Regions from separate parts of the Homo sapiens genome. Here region 2 is linked to region 1. A link is an interaction called in ENCODE POLR2A ChIA-PET data of the cell type or tissue named here. Cell type or tissue: Panc1. All regions are shown on one strand. Links, peaks and the distances in the headings refer to the core of each region. The heading gives the core; the rest is flanking DNA. Region 1 overlaps NUMA1 (nuclear mitotic apparatus protein 1). Region 2 overlaps PDE2A (phosphodiesterase 2A).

Region 1 (12,559 bases), core at 2,148-10,147:
TGTAATCCCAGTCACTCGGGAGGCTGAGGCCGGAGAATCACTTGAACCCGGGAGGCGGAGGTTGCTGTGAGCCGAGATCACACCATTGCACTCCAGCCTGGGCAACAGAGCAAGACTCGGTCTAAAAAATTAAAAAAAAAAAAGGGGGGGTGGTAAATGCTGACCTTAATGATCAACATATGCAGGGACTTTGGTCTTCAAAGGCCTTTAATCTAGGACAAGGTTCTCATCACTCTCTTACCACCTTTCTGTCTGTTGCCATTGTCCATCAGCAAATGTTGCCTTGCCGATTACTTCATCAAAATTCTTTTGCTAGATCATTCATACATTTTCTACCAGAGACAGTGGCAAATGAAAAAATAATAGAGTGCATTGGATATTTAAAGCTAGAGAGGCTGGATGTGGTGGCTCACACCTGTAATCCCAGCACTTTGGGAGGCTGAGGCAGGAGGATTGCTTGAGCCCAAGAGTTCAAGACCAGCCTGGGCAACATGGCAAAAACCTGTCTCTACAAAAAATTAAAAAATCAGCTGGGCATGGTGTCGTGCACCTGTAGTCTCACCTACTTGGCAGGCTAAGGTGGGAGGATCCCTTGAGCCCTGAAGGTTGAGGCTGCAGTGAGCCATGATTGCACCACTGCATTCCAGCGTGGGCGACAGAGTGAGACCATGTTTCAAAAATATATATAAAAATAATAAATAAAGCTAAAGAAACAGAGGAGACCATGGAGTGTGGTGATAAATATGGGTCTCAGAGTCACATGCCCAGCATAGAATCACAGCACTGGTCTCTCTGACCCAGGGCAAGTTGGCCTCTCAGTATCTTCAGTATCTTTTTTTTTTTGAGATGGAGTCTTGCTCTGTCGCCAGGCTGGAGTGCAGTGGCGTGATCTCGGCTCACTGCAACCTCTGCCTCCTGGGTTCAAGCAATTCTCCTGCTTCAGCCTCCCGAGTAGCTGGGATTACAGGTGCACGCCACCATGCCCAGCTAATTTTTTTGTATTTTTAGTAGAGACGGGTTTCACCATGTTGGCCAGGATGGTCTCGATCTCCTGACCTCGTGGTCCGCCCTCCTTGACCTCCCAAAGTGCTGGGATTACAGGTGTGAGCCACCACGCCTGGCCAGTATCATTTTTTTTAATGGGGATGATTTTAAATTAAAATACCTCATAAAGTTCTAATTTCTCTTGGCACCATGAAAAAATAAAATAAAATATCTCATGGGGTAATTACAAGGATAATGAGATACATATAGTGTGCACAAGTACCCACATACATGCAGTCATTTAGCATGTTATCTCAATAAATCATAGTTCTTGACATTTAAAATACTTCCTGGGCATGCTAGTTGACACAGGATATTTTAGTATTCACCCTGAGTACTGATTAATCAGGGCCAATTGGAGAGCCAACCATTTTTCTTTTTTTAAAAAATAGACATAGAGTCTCATTCTGTTGCCTAGACTGGAGTACAGTGATGTAATCATAGTTCATTGTAACCTCAAACTTTGGGGCTCAAGCCATCCTTCTACCTCAGCCCCCCAAGTAGCTAGGACCACAGGGGTACATGCCATGCTAATTTTAAAAAACTTTTTGTAGAGATGGGGTCTTGCTAAGTTGCCCAGGCTGGTCTCAAACTTCTGACCTCAATTTTAATGTGACCTCAAAAAAAATACAATGTTTTATATTTTTGGTAGAGACTGGGTTTTGCCATGTTTCCCAGGCTGGTCTTGAATTCCTGAGCTCCAGTGATCCACCCGCCTTGACCTCCCAAAGTGTTAGGATTGTAGGCATGAGCCACTGCGCCTGGCCTAAGACTAGTTTTATTTATAGCAGCTACTTACATCCTTTTCTGAAAAGTCACAATAAATATGCATGAGGCCAGGTGCAGTGGCTCACACCTGTAATGCCAGCACTTTGGGAGGCTGAGGTGGAGGATCACTTGAGCTCAGAAGTTTGCAACCACCCTGGGCAACGTGGTGAGACCCTGTCTCTTCAAAAAATACAAAAATTAGCTGGGTGTGGTGGTGTGCTCCTGTGGTTCCAGCTACTTAGGAGGCTGAGGTGGGAGGATCACCTGAGGCTGTGGAGGTTGAAGCTGCAGTGAGCTGTGATCGTGCCACTACACTCCGGCCTGGACAATAGAGTGAAAGCCTGTGTCAAAAAAAAAAAAAAAAAAAAAAAAACAAAGAACATGCATGAAAATGTTAAAGTATAGTTATATGTGCTGGGATCAGTAGTGCACACCTGTAGTCCCTGCTACTTGGGAAGCTGAGATGGGAGAATTGCTTGAGCCCGGGAGTTTGAGGTTGCAGTTAGCCATGATTGCATCTGTAAATAGCTGCTGCACTCCAACCTATAACATAGCAAGAGCCTGTCTCTTAAAAATATATATAAATATAGTATAGAGAATGTTTTCAATTTAAACAAAAGTTGTGGAGCTAAAGCAAATTTTATGAAACTGTAGTAGCATGAAATAATGCATCTGTTATGTTAGTGAGAAGAGTGGCATAGAACATACACATACACACACATGATAATTCCAACTACAGTTTAAAAAAAATTACCTAGAAAAAACGAAAGAAATACATCAAAATGCTAAAAGTACCTGTATTAAAATACTAGAATTATTGGGAGCTCTGTTTTTTGTCTTCTGAATTTTCAGTAATTTATAACATAAAAATAAATTAGTGGTTTATTTTATTAATACTTAAATTATAGCTTGAAACTATTCTGTAAACAGCAGTTAATAATGAATAAACTGTTACAGGGTATTTTAAGATTTGACAACCTTAAGCAACCTTGCAATCCTTAAAGGCAACTCTTGAGTTATGTGGTGAGCCTGGTCCTCACTCTCATGTTTTATGCCCTGACTAGAGATGAAGGAACTTCTCTACTTCCTCAACTTTTAAATGATTTCTCACTTGAGAGCAAAAATAACTCACAGGAAGAAAAAATATTTTTATATCCATGAAAGGAACTGTGGCTGGATTATTACTTAATTGGTATATGTGATGAATCCAGATTCCTTAGGAGACTTTACATCAGCTAATTGGTATGATTTTTTAGTCTTGTTAGTGAACAAGCATCCATAGTCCTTGAATGTTTTACCTAGATTGCAGGTATTGATAGGAGATGGTTTAGCCTTGGCAGTCTCTTCATTTTCTGCAGGTAAAATGGAATCTTGGCCTGAAGTTTTCAGAATCTTCCTAGAAAACTTACAATGACCTGTCCTGACCAATTAGATTGAGCTTTTTTCAAAAGACAGTAAAAATATATTATAAATATATTAGCAAACTCTTTAAGACGTCAATAAGTCATATTTTATTTCACGTTAAAAAAAATTTTAATCTGTTTTAACTGGGATTCATCTAAAAGATTCCGCTTTTTGAGATAGGGTCTTGCTCTGTGACCCAGGCTGGAATGCAGTTGCAGCTTCATAGCTCACAGCAGCCTGGAACTCCTGCACTCAAGCAATCCTCTGCCTCCCACCTTAGCCTCCTGAGTAGCTAGGACCACAGGCATGCACCACCATGCTGGGCTATTTTTCCTTTCTCTCTCTTTTTTTTTTTTTTTTTAATTTTTTGGGGAAAGGGTCTTGCTATGTTGCCTAGGCTGATCTCAAACTCCTGGCCTCAAGCGATTCTCCCTCCTCGTCCTCCCAAAGCACTGGGATTACAGGCATGAGCCACCACACCTAGCCTAAATGTTGTATTTATTTATTTATTTATTTTTTTGAGACAGGGTCTCAATCCGTTGGCCAGGCTAGAGTGCAGTGGTGTGATCATAGCTCGCTGTAGCCTTGACCTCCCAGGCTCAAGCGATCTTCCCACGTCAGCCTCCCGAGTAGCAGGGACTACGCGAGCATACAGGCGCAAGCCACCTCACCCAGCTAAAAATTTTTTTAAATTATTATTTTGTAGAGCCAGGGTCTCCTTATGTTGCCCAGGCTGGTCTTGAACTCCTGGCCTCAAGCAGTCCTTCCACCTCAGCCTCCCCAAGTGCTGGGATTACAGGCATGGGCCACTGCGCCTGGCCTAAAAGTTGTTTTTAAATGTGAAAGTGTTTAACTCAAATAAATACTATCATGTCTGTAGAGAAATCATTGATTTTTAAAAATCCTCTTAATTCTATAGTGCATGCAGCTAACTTAACTATTAAGAAATACAAATGTTATGTCTACTTCATTATTTTAATTTTATTAACCATAATAGTGCTTTATGTTTATTAGTTTTTCTTTTTTCTTTTTTTTTTTGAGATGTCTCTGTTGCCCAGGCCACAGTGCAGGGACACTATCATAGCTCATTGTAACTTCTCCAGCTCCTGGGCTCAAATGATCCACCTACCTCAGCCTCTTATGTAGGTAGGACTTACAGGCACATGTCACCATGTCCAGCTTGCTTGCTTGCTTATTTATTTATTTAGTAGAGACAAGGTATTGTTATGTTGCCCAGGGTGGTCCTAAACTCCCAGCCTCAAGCAGTCCCCCTACCTCAGCCTCCCAAAGTGCTGGGATTACAGGTGTGAGCCACTGCACCTGGCCTACTTTATATTTTTTAATGTGTTCTTGCATCCATAATCCCATTTGAGCTCACACTGGTCCTTTGAAGTAGATAAAGTAGGGATTCCATCCATTTGGCAAGGGAGGAAACTAGTGCAGAGAGAAATAAAGTTTGTAACAAAGGTTGCTGGCAAGTTTGTGGAGGAGCTGGGCCCAAAGTGTGTATGTACTGGCTCCCAGCCCAAATATAGAGAACACATTTGTAAGCAATAGAATCTAGTTGTCTGCACATAACCACTATGCTGAAGTTCTTTAAAATACCTTGTTTCTTAAAGCAGGCTCAGTCTCTCTCCCCTCTTAGTGTTGAATATGTGAATAATTAACTTAGCAAACCCTTTCTTCCTATAGTAATAAAAACGTAAACTTCAGCCCAGGCTACTTCTGAACTGTAGTGCCTGTGGAATTCATGAGGTTTTCCTGTAGAGGTTGACCATGTATACTTATTGAATAACCTGTGTACCTGATGTGTGTGACCCCTGGTGAATATTCTAGTGGTAAAAACTGATTTAAATGTATGCCTATCTGAAGCCAAAGAATGGGAACAGGCAACTAAATTAGAATTAAGAAGTTTTTCTTTGAAATTCCCAGCTCCTATTCTTTCATCCCCCACCGCCCCCTTTTTTTTTCTTTTCTTTTCTTTTTTTTTTTCCTTTGGAGACAGGGTCTTGCTCTGTCACTCAGGCTAGAGTACAGTGATGCAATCCCAGCTCACTGCAGCCTCGACCTCCCTGGGCTAAGGTGATCCTCCCACCTCAGCCTTCTAAGTAGCTGGGACTACAGGTATGTGCCACCACTCCTGGCTAATTTTTTGTATTTTTTGTAGGACAGGGTTTCACCATGTTGCCCAGGTTGGTCTTGAACTCCTGAGCTCAAGTGATCTTCCCGCCTCAGCCTCCCAAAGTGCTAGGATTACAGGTGTGAGCCACCGCGCTTGGCTCCCTCCACCCCCTTTTTAAAAAATCATCTTGTTCCCCTATTGTTTTTCCCTTCTCCCCTCAGCCAAAGCTTTATGTGTGGAAAGAATAAAAATGTATTAATAAGATTTTATATCTTTGTGGGAGTGTATAGCATATATGTAATATTTAAGTTTTGAATAGATATTTCAAAACTCAAGAGCCACAAAGGGCTATAATATAAAATGTATTAATAAGATTTTATATGTTTGTGGGAGTGTATAGCATATATGTAATATTTAAGTTTTGAATAGATATTTCAAAACTCAAGAGCCACAAAGGACTATAATATAAAAATCCAAGGGATACAGAAACTTATAATGTAAACGTTCAAGAAATACAAAGAGCTATAATACATTCAAGAGCTACAGAGAGTTATAATGTAAGAGCCTTTCTTTTCCCACCTCAGACTCCCTGCTGTCAAGTTCCTCTCTTTAGAAGCAGTGGTAGTACCAATTTATTGGTGTATCCTTCCAAAATACTCCCAGTGCTGGAACATCTTAGGAAAGTTTAAGCTTTTATTTAGTTGAAGCCAAAGGAAGGGCTCTCTGATGGTTGCATTTCAGGTGGCTGTAACTGGATGAGTGAGTGCAACGGCACTCCTTCCTGAAATTAAAAACCTGAGAATCATCAGTTCTTGTATTCCTATAGTCTACAACTGTAAGCACTCACATTAAGCCTCTGGGAAAAGGAGCAAACCATGTTGCTTCTAACGGTCTCACTAGGCTGTTCCCTTTGATTTACAGGTGAACAGTCTACACGTGGCTGACCCTGTGGAGGCTGTGCTGCAGCTCCAGGACTGCAGCATCTTCATCAAGATCATTGACAGAATGTGAGTACGCACCATACCCCTTTCTAGCCTCTAAGGCAAAGCTGATTGCTGGGGTGGGGGCTGTACTTGTTCTCTTTACTTGATGATGGCTATGACCAGAAATCAGGGGAAGGATTGGGACATCATAAGCCAGGGTGGGGCCTAAAGGCAAGAATACATTGACCTCATCTTCCAGTTGCTGTACCACTCCATGGGAGAGGTTTTACGCTTGTCCCATCCTGAGGCTTCTGCATTCTTGCACAGGAGAACCTCCAAGGCTCCACGCCCTCACATTCTTCCAAGTGCTCACTCTTGGGTTCCCCATCTCTTGTCTCACCAGAAGGCTTCTACAACCCTCCTTTCTTGACTCATCCCTACCCTATGCCACAAGCCCTCTTTGCAGCCTTCTGAGGGAAGAAAGGGGAAGCTCTCACATCTGAAGGAAAGAAGAAACACCTAGAAATCTCATCTCTAACTTGTTAGCACAGTACAGATATGCCTCTTTCTAAGCCATTATAAAATAAGTACACTTCTGGGGTTTTTACTGCTTCAATTAACTTGATTTCTGAGGTCCATGAGCATTTAATAAGCTTGTTGTTACCATGCAGCAAGGATTGTAGTTTGGCCTTTTGGTCTGTGTCTTTAGCACATTTCCTTTGAACGTCACAGTTATCTCGGAAATGAATAAAGTGGGGCTTCCTCCCAGTATCCTACCTTTCTGGGACCAAGCATAGGTCAGTTGTCATCTTTTTTTTTTTTTTTTTTTTTTTTTTTTAAGAAAAAGCACATTAGATTGTTTGCCCCAGGCCAAGGATAGACTGAAGTGTTGAAGGTGTTTATGTGCCATACGTGGCAGTTAGGAACTGGTATCAGGGACTCATATCTCTGAAGCAAGCACTTTAGCTACCTGTTCATAGGTAACAGCTCATTGATAGGGAAAGAAGGTAGAATTAAGCTTATCAAAGGCTAGAACTGTGTCTGATTCATCTTGGGGTCCTCCCTACCTAGCTTAGGATGCTACATTGTTTAGGTTTTAGTGAATGTTTGTTGAGTGAAGAGATGAGTTGGTGTTCTCTATCAGCAAGGTCTAGCGGGGCCAAGTGGCCCAGGACAGATGGGTCTGCTGCTAAAGTGGTTTTTATTTGAAGTGTGTGTTGATCGTGGGTTATCTTACAGGATTTTTTAATATTCCATATGGCTCTAACCAGGACCTGCCTTAGTACCTCTGAAAGAAGTCACTATTCTTATTTTGGTCCAGACAGTACCATTTTCTCTCCCAGTTACCCAGGCAGGACATTTCAACATCATCTTGACTTCTCTGTCTCCTTGGCGCTGATCTCTAATTGGTCATCATCCTCTCTGCTCACATCCAGCGTCCCTCCCTCTGCCTCATTCTGGATACTAGGCCCTCATGGCCTAGTTCTTCTCTAATCTGCCCTTATTGCAGTTCATTCCTATGCACGAGTTCTCAAGAATCTTTCTCAAATCTTGTTTTCTTTGTGACACTTCAGTGACTCTTCATCAAACCTCAGTGAATATTCATTTCTAATAGGTAGAAATCTAAAATCTTCAGCCTGGTGTTTAAGATCTTTCATCAGGGGGTCATTTCCTCTCACCAGTTTTGTTTCCTGCTTTTTTCTCTCCCCACTCGACACCACCTCATTTTTTTTTAATCTTATAGAAATCCTTAAATCCTGGATTTTGTTAATTGCATTATTATGGTACGGCTTAACTTGTTCCACTATTCCCCTTGTTGCCTATATACTGATAATTAGATCTAAGCTTGATTCACTTTTTTTTTTTGTCAAGGATACTTCATAGTTGGGGTTGTGTACCACCTGTAAGTCAGCATTTTGCAACTTCTGTTGAAAATCATTATTTTGCAAACCCTAAGGAAGTGATAGATCCAGGCACCTGACATTAATGGGTGGTAAAACCATTAGTCTGGCAATACCTAACTCTCTGTTTAATTTTAACCTCACTAAAAGTGAAGCAGCCAGGTATAATATGCCTTGTATTGTAACACACAATATGGGGCAGCATGCTTTTTTGACTTCAAAATAGATCAAGGAACTTTTGCTTTTGAAGAGAGAAATTTCCTTGGCCTGGTGACAAGAGCAGTAGATGTGCCCAAGAGTAAGGATGTGTGTTGTCCTTGGGTTAGCCACTGTAGGTTTATAACCTGCTAGGAAATTTTCATAGGAAGGGCCAAAAATTCAAGATGCTCATTTGCAAGTTGTCTTCTAGGGTGTTGCCTGAACCTAGGCTGCAGTAGAAGTGGGGCTTGGAGGTAGGCGATATTGAAATCCCAGGTTAATGCTAATCTCCATCTCAGATCCAGGACAATGCAGACCAGCTTCCTTTTGGGAAATGGAGGTTCTTAGTTAATATGTTCTGGCTCTTACATTTCTGATACCGCTACTGGTGCCAACCTAAATCAGCAGCCTAGTTCTCAGCAGAAGGCAGCAGAGGATGGCAAGGTTGGAGGGTAGATAGAAGCTGTGGGAGTTGGGTGGCTCCTGTCTGCACACTGGACAAGGGGCACCCTGAGAAAAATAATTCTTTAAAAAATTAAAAAAAAAATAAGCTGTGGGAGTTGAGGGTTTAACTGCTTGGCCACTTGGCCTTCTCTCTGGGAAAATTAACTGGGATCAACCCCTCTGACAAGTTTCCCTTTTGGTTCTTCTGTGCGTGAATAGTCTAAAGCAAAAAAGGCTGTCCCGTCTGTTTGATAGCTGTGAAGCTTGAATAACAGAGTATAGTGGAGGCATTTTGCCAGAAAACTTAGAGGTCTGACATTTTTGTCTTGCTGACTTTTATTTCTGCTCTTCTCAGTAAAAAGCATCCCTCAGTTGTCAGTCAGCCCATATGTATTGAGCACCTACTTTATTCCTGGCTTTCAGCTAGTGCAGTTGGAGTGGGCAGTTGTAAATGGTGCAGTTGCATTCATGAGTGCTGCAGGAAGACCTGGAGGACAGCCGAGGCATGACTGGCAGGAGTTGTGGATGGCTTCCTGACAGAGATGAGACTTCAACACAGTCTTAAAGGATGGGCTGGATTTCTCTAGGACTACTGTTGTCCAAAGTATGCTCCATGCAGCTTTACTTACACCAGGCTTTGTAGGGGGTGGGGGAAAAGGGTTTTGTGGTCAAATAGGTTTAGGAAATAATGCATGTTGTATCTTCTTCTATAAAAAATGTTCAGTTTAACCCAGCATTTTTTAAACATTTCACCTGAGAACCTCTTTTTATTTTAGTTAATGGAATACTCTGAGGTAAATATTGCTCTACACTGAGCCAAGGAGTCACAACATTCCAGATTGTGGGTGGGTAGGGAAAATGGCTCATTTGGGAGTCTGTAAGAGATTAGCATCTCCTCAAGACTTTGTAGGAGTCTCTGATCTCAGACCAACTATCCAGACAGAGTGCTTCTGGGAGGGATTCACTTGGAAGAAGCCTGTGTAATCACATGGGGTATGGGGGGAGGTACACTCATAGTCTTGGCTTGGATGATGCTTATGCTTGCAGGATGTCTCTGGCATTGGAAGGTTCTGGGCCTGCCCTGCCCTCCAGAAAGTTGGCTAAGAACTAGGAGTGTAGATTCTGAGAAGCAAGGGGCCCACTAATCAGGATCTCCCACTGTAGCCTAGAGAATTCAGCTTTCTAACTTGAAGTGGTATTTCACCTGCTGCTTCTGAAAATGGAACTGCAGTTAGCTAGGGGATCCAGCGAAGTTCCCCCACTAGGTTGAAGGCTGAGATGGCAAAAGCCTCCCAGAGCAGGATCCCAGGGACTAGTATTCTTTTTTTTTTTTGGAGACAGAATCTCGCTCTGTTGCCCAGGCTGGAGTGCAGTGGCATGATCTCAGCTCACTGTAATCTCTGTCGCTTGGGTTGAAGCAGTTCTCCTGCCTCAGCCTCCTGGGCTGTGTGAGAGCTCCCCCTGCTGTCTCCCTCTCCTCATGGCTCTCTTCACACTGCCCGCTCTTCCAGTTAAGCAAGTACAGACAAGAACCACTAATCAAGAATACTAGTCCTAGCTGGGCGCAGTGGCTCCAGCCTGTAATCCCAGCACTTTGAGAGGCTGAGGTGGGTGGAGGTCAGGAGTTTGAGACCAGCCTGGCCAACATGGCGAAACCCCATCTCTACTAAAAATACAAAAATTAGCCGGGCGTGGTGGTCCATGCCTGTAATCCCAGCTACTTGGGAGGCTGAGGCAGGAGGATTGCTTGAACCCAGGAGTCAGAGGTTATAGTGAGCCGAGATCGTGCCACTGCACTCCAGCCTGGGCAACAGAGCGAGATTCTGTCTCAAACAAACAAACAAACAAACAACACTCTAGTCCCTGGGATCCTCCTCTGGGAGGCTTTTGCCATCTCAGCCTTCAGCCTAGTGGGGGAACTTCACCCTGTCACTTCAGAGCCTTGTTTCCTCCTGTTCTTTCAGTTCTTGGATGTTTTTCCCTCCCCATGGTCTTCTCTCACTCTTAACCTAGGTGTGTTCTCCAGGCTTCCTGACAGTTTAGAGTTGAGCCATTCCAGATGGTGTAATATAGCTTCCCGTTCATCTGTGCTGCCTCCGTCTCCTCTCGGCCCCTTTCCACAGAGCTTTTTTATGTTTGCAAATAGGGTGGCAGAGTGCCATCTTTTCCAGAAGAACCCCATGCCTCAAGTCCCCTCTTCCCACCCACCACACAGTTCCATCTGGATAAATGGTGTCCTGGTATCTGTCACCTGCCTCCAGGATCTGATCTGGATCTCTTCCAGATCCAGCAGAGATCAAGACTGGAAGGAATGGGGAGGTACTATGAAATGCAGCAGCAAGGAGGCAAAGATTGCTGAATACTCTGGTCCTAATACTTGCTCTTTTTCTAGCCATGGCACTGAAGAGGGACAGCAAATCTTGAAGCAGCCGGTGTCAGAGAGACTGGACTTTGTGTGCAGTTTTCTGCAGAGTAAGCACCTTTCTTATCCAGCTATGAAGAAGCTGCTTCCTCAGCTCGTGGGATTGGAGAGTCCAGAGGAACTAGTTCATGGGTGTCTGGAGGAGAAAAATTTCAAGGCTCCCCACTCTTTAACACAAAGATGAAAACAGCTGGTTCAGATCCCCTGGGTCTTGTGATGCCTTCATCAGTTGGTGTAAGAAGAGTGTCCCTTCAGTCCCAGAGCCCTTCTCGGAGATCTAGGTGGAGCCAGAAGGTTACTTTTTGGGACCTGTCACTTTTAACTCTTTGAGCACCTTAAGTTTCTGTTTCCCCGAACTTCAAGGAGACAGAAGAGAGAATGAGTCTCTTTCCCTTGCAAGAAAAACTGTTTTTCCCAGATAACTTTGAATTAATTGCTTAGGCGATAGGTGTAGGGGCAGAGGCACATTAAGGTTGATCTTGACCCCCCTCACTGCTTGTGTGACCTTTCTGGACATAGGTTCCCTATCTATAATATGGAGATAACTGCTCTTCAAGTGGATGGGTGGATTAAATAAGAACACATGCAAAGCTTCTAGTACAGTGCTTTTCAGTTCCCCTCCCCTTGTCCAGCCTTAGACCACAGAGTCCTCGTCTTTGACATGGGGAGCTAGCTGCCATCTCCACCCCTAGAGAATTATAGGAAAGGTGAGGCTTTATTTAGATAAAGTAAGGTGTTAGTAATTTGAGCCCAGACCCTCGGGCAGTATAAGAGTCACGTATCCCTAGTTGTCCTTTTCTGACTCAGCTATAGGTTTACTCTGTGACCTCAGTTGGAACAGGATTCTAAAGTGACCTGGCATCTCTGGGCTCTTCCTCTGTGGTGCTGAGAGTTGGTGAGTGGGTGGGAGAGTGCAACATCATGACCCAGAGTTGCTGTGAATTCCGAGGCTGCTTTCTTCTTCCATTATCCCTGTAGCCCTTGGATTGACCCAGGATAGAACTGACTTCAGATGGAAAATTGTAAGGCAGGGGAAAGAGGCCATAGGAGTAAGGAGGCCTACATCTCATAGCCCCACCAGAGATAGCCATTCTGCTCCCCAGATTTCAGTGTTCTGGGATCTCAGGTATGGTTTCCAGGAAGTTCACCCTGTTTTCTACGTTGTTGTCATTGCAGAAAATCGAAAACATCCCTCTTCCCCAGAATGCCTGGTATCTGCACAGAAGGTGCTAGAGGGATCAGAGCTGGAACTGGCGAAGGTACCTATGGAATACCAGACTGGGGAGGCAGGGCAGGGTTGGGGTGATGGTACCTGAGGGACCCTGCAGGGCCT
Region 2 (8,000 bases), core at 1-8,000, 610 kb before region 1:
CAGGCACCAGGCCCAAAGATAGGGGCAAGGGCTAGATCCTGGTATTGGAGGACCCTCAGGAGAGGCTGTGTGTGACTTGCTCTCTCTCTGACCTGGGCTAGAGCATAAACACGTGTCACATACTTGCACACACATTCACACGTGAAAGCACGCACATGCTATTCCTGGACACTTGTGTACACACACCACTGCACACATATACCTGCATGTGTGAATATACACTCACTTCTGCACACAGACACATGCCTATCTGCATAGACACACCCGTGCCAACCCCTATAGATACACAGACATATCTGTGTATACACATATAAGTTCAGCTATACCACTGCAGTATCACACACCCTCACAAGGATACAAACCTGTGCTCACACTCTCTTCCACCCTCACACACATCATGCTTACAAGCCTGTGTGCAGCCTTACACACATGCACACACATACAGAGCAGCCTAAGGGTGGCTCACCCCTGCCCAGGTGAACACCTGTGCCCACTCCAGGGCTGGAGTGTTGAGGAAAGGGTCTGGATGGAGGCAGAACCTGCAGAGATGTCAGTTTCTTCCAGGAAGCATCTTGGATTGTCCCTTCACAGAGCCCTTGGAAGTGGGGCCCTCTTTTAGTCCATGGGCTCTAGCCCAGGTCACAGAGAGAGCAAGTCACACACAGCCTCTCCTGAGGGTCCTCCAATACCAGGATCCAGCCCTTGTCCATATCTTTGGGCCTGGTGCCTGCGTAGGACCATCTGCTCAGGAGAGGTACCTTCTGCCCAGGGAGGCCTGCCTGGATACTGCCTCCTCCACCTCAGCTTCCTGAGCACTCAAAGAGAAGCAGGCCAAGCTTCACGGCTGCTGAGAAGTCTGAGACCAGGGAGGGCCAAAGCCTTGCCTGAGGTCACCCAGCATGTCAGGGAAGGGCTAGGGTTTGAACCTGGGCTTCCAGGTGGGGGTGTAACCATGGTCCATGGCAACAGGATAGATGCATGTCAGGCAGCAGACAGGCCCTTGGAAGCAAGACATGTGGTCATGGGGGATAGGAAAAGACTTACAGTCTATGGAGATCTGCCAGGACCAAGTGTGTGAGATGGAGAGATGGTGCTTCTTCACCAGAGCTCACTGGGCACCACAGGGCTCCCAGCTTGGCTGGACCATGGGGACTCAGGGAAGAATCAGACAGGCCCTGCTCTTGAGGGAGGGCTGGGGATAGGTGAAGAAGGAAGAGGGCATTATAGACTGGGGAGATGGTGGGGGCTACTTCTCGTTGGATGGCAGTTTTCTTCCTGCATCTTGAAAGATCTAACTTTCAAATTTCTTTACCCTCAAAACTCGGCATGGAGTACATTCTCAGTAAATATTTATGGCATGAATGAATTAATGAAAGTATGATATTGGCAGGCAGATATGCCTTTGGAAGGGTATTCAAAATGGGAGGGCAACAGGTTGGGCAAAGGCAAAGAGGTGGAAGAAAAGCCAGAGGTTCAGGGTACAGCTGAGTCAGGCATGGCTGGACGGGAAGTGGTAGGAGAAGCAGCAGGAAAAAGTCACGTGGGGATGAGCCTTGCATCTTATACTGAGTTTGGATGTTGCCTTGGAGGCCATGGGGAGCCCAGTGAAGATTATGAGCAGAGGGTGAACATGGTCAGAGTGAACCTGCCCTGGCTTTGGGGGGTCCTGGGCTACATAGTAGCTGCTTATCCTTGGTGCAAAGAGCACTGGGTTTGGAGTCTATAGGCCAGGGTTCACATTCCTATAGTAACCAGCTGTGCCATCTCAGGTAAGCATCTACATTTCTCTGAGCCTCACTTTCCTTATTTGTAAAATGGGGCTAATGCCGTGCCTCCTGAGGCTGTTGGATCTGGCCTGGGTGAGGAAATGCTTTGCCAGCACAAGGCCCTACCAATGAGAGGTGTCATTTTTATTAGGAACAAGGCAGGGCTGGTTCCTAGACAGGGCCTGAGGTTGAGTGGGCCCAGGACCCAGGCTGACAGCTGAGTCACCTTTTCCAGGCCAAGTGGCCTCTAAGGTGGGAAGACAAAAAGAGTTGGCTAGAGGGGCTGGGCTATGCATTCCTAAGCTGGAGCTGGGAGGAAAGCTGGGGCTGGGACTGGGCTTCCTGGTGTCCGAGATGGGCAGAGGGTGCAGACACCGGGATAGTAGGACCCTCAGCCACTGCATTCTTGGGGACAAAAGAGGAGCTGGGAAATCTGATTTCCTTACCTGGCTTTGCTCAAGAAGCAAGGAATGTATTTAAGGCACAGACTGGAGTGAGATGGCCTGGGTTTGAATTTTGACTACTTACAAGCTATGTGACTGTGGGCAGTTTACTTTGTGCCTGAGTTTTCCTTATCTGTGAAGTGTGACTAATAATAGATCCCACCCTATAACATTGTTGAGAAGATGAAATGTGAGGCACACAGTATGTGCTCAATAAATGCGAAAGCCTCCCAGCCCCAGATGTATACACTCGGCCAGTAGGGGCCAGCCCTGGCCCTCACCTCCATGGGACAGAGGTCAGCCAGGGAGGAGATGCATCTACTCCAGGGTTCTCTGACCTGGCAGCAAATTAGAATCACCGGGGGACATTCACAAACATCTGGGATGGGGGTTCCAGATATCAGTATTTAAAATGCTCCCAGGCAATTCTAACATGAGTCAGGGTGAGAACCCAGAACAGGATCACAGATTGTGCAGTTGGAGTGAGGTAGGGATCTGCGTGTGAGTGGAGGAGTCCTTGGAGTGGGGTCACTCCTAGCTATAAGAGCTCGGCAAGGCCTTTAAATGTGCCAACTCAAGGAGCCTTGGTTGCCCCCTCAGGAAGGGTGCTGGTTGGGGAATTTCAAGGATTGTGTGAGAGGGTTTTTCTGAAAGGGCTCTGCACTCTACCAAGCACTGGAAGAAAGCAGTGCACTTGTTTATTGAGTCTAGTGTAATAACATTTCACAGATGGGGAAATAGAGGCCTAGAGAGGTGCTGTGGCCTGCTCAGAATCCCACAGCAAGTCTATGGCACAGTTAGGACTCAAACCCTCTGAGGAATGCTTGGATCTGAAAGGTTGACACAGAAAGACTCTTTGAGCTGAGGGACACATAGAGCACACACCAGGGACCCCAGTCATTGAGCTGTAGTTTGAGAGATTCAAGTAAGACTGAAGAAATAACTTCTTGGCTGGGTGCAGTGGCTCACACCTGTAATCCCAACACTTTGGGAGGCTGAGGTGGGTGGATCATGAGGTCAAGAGATCGAGACCATCCTGGCCAACATGGCGAAATCCCATCTGTACTAAAAATATAAAAATTAGCTGGGCATGGTGGTGCATGCCTGTAGTCCCATCTACTCGGGAGGCTGAGGCAGGAGAATTGCTTGAACCCGGGAGGCGGAGGTTGCAGTGAGCTGAGATCGCGCCACTGCGCTCCAGCCTGGTGACAGAGCGAGACTCCGTCTCAAAAAAATAAAATAAAATAAAATAAAATAAAATAAAATAAAATAAAATAAATAAAATAACTTCTCAAGAGGTGAGTGCCATGGAGGTGGTGCCTGGAGTTGGGAGCCCAAGAGATGGTGGCGGTGCCAGGCCAGGGTCGGCTGTTGACCATGGTCTGAGGTGGCCTCCCCTGAAGAACAAGTAACTCTGGCCAGTGGCTGTAACAGATACCTCCCGGGCACCTGTATCTCACCCAGCCTTGTCCAGAGCCCAGGACTGAGCCAGTGACACATGCTCAGAATTTACCAAGAGACTTGTGCACTGAGCTCAGACTCAGACCTAGTCCTTCCAACAGCCCTTACATGGGTCATCCCCTTTTACGGAAGAGAAAACTGAGGCCAAAAATAGGAAGGGAGGCCCTGTGGGGGCCAGAACCTTTACACATCTTAGCCCAGGTAATTTTTTCTACAGTGTTAATAAGTAGGATGAATTGCCCCTGTTTGGAAGATTCAGTAAAATACATTGACTTGGCCCAGATCACTTACTCTACACCTCTCCTAAGTCCCCAGATGTGACTCCCAGGAAAGACACAAAAAAGGGCTACCCAGAGGGATAAGGTAGTAACCAGGGAAGCCCTCCCAGAGGAGGTGGGCCTTCAAATGGCCCCTAAATGACAGGCAGGAGGGAAGGATCTGGGAGGGTATTGGGGGTGGGGTGGCATGGGCAAAGGCCTGGAGGTGAGAGTCAGTCAGTCATTGATGTGAGAAGAGCAAGAAGTAGAAATGTAAGGAATGGTGGGGAGGGGAGTCAGAGCTGGATGACCAAGCAAGGGTTCAGCTGTAGAGGGTCTGGCCCGCCAGGCTCAGGGCTCGGGCTTTATTGTGCTGGTGGTAGGGAGCCACTGAGGGTGAGTGGGGGAGAGCATGCCAGAGCATGCCTCAGAAAGAAAGGTGGGAGAAACGCTGGCATGGAGGGCTGCCCCCTGAGTTGGTGGGGTGGCCGGGCTCTGCCAAGGCTATGTGCCAGCTGCCTGGACTGTGTCCAGGAATGGGCACAATGACTCAACATTGAGAAAATCACTCCCCAGGGAGAAAGGGCCCTGATGAATCACCCAGCTGAGGTGGGGAGGCTGGGAGGCTGGGAGGCTGGGAGGCTGGGAGCTCACTGAGTCACCGTCCAAGAGTTGGTGAGGAGGGGAGCTGCAGAGAGAGGGGCCGGCAGTGCAGTTGACGGGGGGATTCAGGTCAGACCACATTGAGGGCTGTCGGGGGACTCTACCTTCCCGCCATTCCCGGGTTTGGTCCTCCTGGCCGTCCTGTGAGGGAGATGAGAAAACTGAGGCCCAGGAAGTGGGGGGAGGGGATCCGAGCAAGGTCATGCGGCAAGTCGCTGGCAAAGGCCTAGCGAGACCCAAGCGCACCCTCCAGTCCAGACACGTCCTGCCGCCCCAACCGCTTTCATGCCAAGCAGAGGCCTAAGAACCGGGTCGGTCCGGGCAGGGAGCTGACCCCGGTGACCCGCTGAATCCCCGGACGCGGCCCCTCCGGGCAGCCGGCAACTGAGGCCGGATTGCGCCGCCGCGATGGGACGGCAGGGGGCGCAGGAGCGTCGCGGCTGCCGCAGGCTCCTGAACCCAGAAGCCGCTCTGCGGAGAAACGCGCTCCCGGAGCGCGGGTCCCACCGCGGAACTGCGGACCGTGTGGCCCTGGGGCCTGCACCCTCTCCGGCTCCGGGGACGGCGACAGAGACCTGCCCACCCAGGCCTGGGGGCCCCAGTCAGTGGCGGCCGCCGTGTGTGCGCTCGGTGTCTGTGCGCACGTGTCTCCCTCGCAGATGGGCGACTGCTCCAGGGCCTGTCCGTCTCACAGCGACCTCCAACATTCTCCCGACTTCCCCCTGCCTCCTAGGCTGAGGGAGAGGAGCAAGCCCGAGGCTCCTGCGGTGTCCGCGGCCCCTGCCCCCCTTCCCCTTCCCTCCCCACCCCACCCCACTGCGCCGGTCTCTGCCTGGGGCTCTGGCCGGGCCCCGGACCCCAGAGTGGTGGCGGGGAAACAGGGTGCGATCAGACAGGGTGGAGGCTCTGAGAGCGGCCCCTGCGAGATGCGAGAGAAGTGGCGACGGGGCGAGGGGCAGCGAGCGCAGGCTGACAGCAGGCCAGCTGGAAGGGCCGAGGGAACCCAGGGCGAGACAGAAGCGGGGTGACAGCGGCCGGGTGTCCGGTGGGGTCGGAGGATCCGACGGGCCGAGAGGTGCGGTCCGCGGTGGCGGGGACATAGGCGGGGCCGGGGCGGGCCGGGGGCGGGCGGGGGGCGGGCCGGGGCGGGGCCGGGGCGGACACTCGGGCGGACCAGGCGAAGCTGTCGCGGACGCGCTGACCGAGCGCAGCGGCCGGGCCGGCGGGCGGGCGGGCGGCTGCGAGCATGGTCCTGGTGCTGCACCACATCCTCATCGCTGTTGTCCAATTCCTCAGGCGGGGCCAGCAGGTCTTCCTCAAGCCGGACGAGCCGCCGCCGCCGCCGCAGCCATGCGCCGACAGCCTGCAGGTAGGGGGGCCCCCGCGCTGGGCACCAGGAGAACGGGGTGTCCGGCGAGCGCCGGGCCGGGTCTGCCCGCCCCCGAACCCTTCTCAGGGAGGAGACCCCTCCTCTAGTTCTGAATTCTACTCCTGTGCTGGGACGGCAGCGCAGACCAAGAGCCCTTGAAGCCCCAGCTCTCAGTCCACACGTCACCCCAGACTCTGAACTCCTTTCGGATCCGGGGCTCCACCCCAAGCACTGAGCTTCCAGTCCACGGTGGGACCGCAGTGCACACTGAGAGCTGTGCCCAAGCCTCGAATTCCCTTTCCTTAGATTAGTGGGGACCCTGCCCACGCCTCGGAACCTTCACCATATATGTGGGGCTCCCGGCACACCTGGAGCACCTGAACCCCCAGCTGTCATCCAGGACTCCACCTCAGAGCCGGCCTCACCCAAAGCCCCAAACCTCCATTCCAAGCCTCAACTGGACACCCGCTCAGATTCCCACCCAAACATCTGGACTTCAGTCCTCAGCCTGGAACCTACCCCAGAGTCCAAATCTCTCCTTCCATCAGGGCTTCACTGGCTTTCTCTGTGGGACCCACTCCCCGATCCCTTCCCTCCCTCCTGTGTTGGAGATCTCCGAGTCTTTCCTCGTGGGGGGCCCCTCCTCTTGTTCCTCTCCAGGTACAGTGGTCCCACTTTATTCTCTGGGCTTCTCCTCTGGTTTCTCTTCAAGTATTTCTGGGCTCTCTAATTTGGTCTGTTGCCCCATGTGCCCACCTCTCTTGGTCTATCTTGGTCTCTCTCCTGTTTCTCTAGGTCTCCATCTTCGTTTTGGGGTCTCTTTCTGCAGCCACCCCTTCCTCTTGTATCTACCTCTGCTTTGTGGTGAGGAGGGGGCAGGCTCAGAGAGCAGGGCTAGTGTCCCTGGGACACCCCCGCCCCCCATGTTCTCAGGCATGGCATGGTGTGGGCTCAGGTGGAAGGGCCTAAATGTGGAGTGTGCTGCCCTCAGGCGATGCCCAGGGATCTGAGGTGGTGGGGGGATGATGTGGTGGGCACTGGCTTTTGTAACTTATAAAGCCCCTCATCCCAGCTGCCCTGGTCTTGACGGGGGCGGCTAGGGCTTGAGATAGGGAAGAGTAAACTGCAATCTGGTGTCAACCTGCGGTGGGATGTGTCCAGGCTGGGTGGGTCTATAGTGTATGTGTTTGTGTGAGTGTTCCTGTCTGTGTGTAGCACGGGCTGGGTTGCATGTGTTGGGTGTGTCTTGTGTGTAATCATGTGTGTTGTGCCGTGTATGAATGTGTCATCGAGAGTGGGATTATTTGTGGGGAGATTATGGGAATTATGGGTCTATGGCATTGTGTGCTATGTGTGGCTGGGGAGGCAGTGTTGTGGCTGTGGAGTGGTAGCTGGGTGTGTGGCTGTTGTGTGTGTAGAGAACTTGTGTGTATGTGGCTGTATGTCTGTTATTGTACAGTGGAGTTGTTGTAGGGACAGCTTGCATACAGGATTCTATATGTAGTTGTGTGTGTTACTGGCTGTTGTGTGTGGCCAGGAAGGGCCACTGCAGGGGCCTGATGGTTTCCACTGGGTGTCTTGTCAGAGAGGAGTTGGGGCAGGGGGTGCCGTGTGTGCCAATGTGTTTGCAGCCTAGGTGGCTGGCTTAGAGTCACTATGGCACATCCTGGGATTGCTTGGGTAATATATCTATTAGGACCTGAGTGCTGGTGTTTGAATGTCATGTGTCTGTGTGGTGGCTGCTCCCGCGATTCTGGACAGGAAAGGGTTGCAGCCAGGGCTGAGGGGTCTGAGGTGAGGAGCCAGTTGACAAGTGTGTGAGTGTGTGAGTGTGTGTGTGTGCGTGCATGTACACGTGCATATGGGAATGGGGTGGGGTGGGAGGAGGCAGTGGGCCAGCAGCGCTGTCTATGCTGAGGGGCTGTGTGTGCCCACAAACGTGTGACATTAGGTGTGCACATTATCTATGCAGGTTGTGTCTGCATGTGTCTCTGTGTCTAGGTGGCGTGCGTATTGAATTTAATTGGATGCATACACCTGT

Evidence for each region. ChIA-PET counts read pairs that join two places held together with the same protein. Peaks named below come from ENCODE experiments on the same cell type or tissue, not always from the same donor. Only the 100,000 strongest peaks of a DNase experiment are listed, where the experiment ranks them.
Region 2: POLR2A ChIA-PET joins it to region 1 with 20 read pairs; 2 of 35 experiments call an interaction of 5 or more read pairs at or near these places.

What each region holds. Positions count from the first base shown.
Region 1 is chr11:72,022,991-72,035,549 of GRCh38, reverse strand. It overlaps NUMA1 (nuclear mitotic apparatus protein 1), which reads left to right. Exons shown (of 27, transcript NM_006185.4): 4 at 6,260-6,345; 5 at 11,197-11,276; 6 at 12,403-12,485. Among named protein-coding and RNA genes, the nearest start is that of NUMA1-AS1, 15 kb to the right of the region's middle. RefSeq lists an enhancer at 10,133-10,427. In Panc1, for the core only: a CTCF peak has its summit at 10,032; no DNase peak of the experiment used is centred there.
Region 2 is chr11:72,640,213-72,648,212 of GRCh38, reverse strand. PDE2A (phosphodiesterase 2A) reads left to right here. Exons shown (of 31, transcript NM_002599.5): 2 at 5,887-5,959. Among named protein-coding and RNA genes, the nearest start is that of PDE2A-AS1, 17 kb to the left of the region's middle. RefSeq lists enhancers at 4,610-5,199, 5,634-6,134 and a silencer at 4,976-5,315. In Panc1, for the core only: a CTCF peak has its summit at 5,010 (motif pointing right); DNase peaks (open chromatin) are centred at 4,512 and 4,912; H3K4me3 peaks cover 1,663 bases; H3K27ac peaks cover 373 bases; H3K27me3 peaks cover 1,294 bases.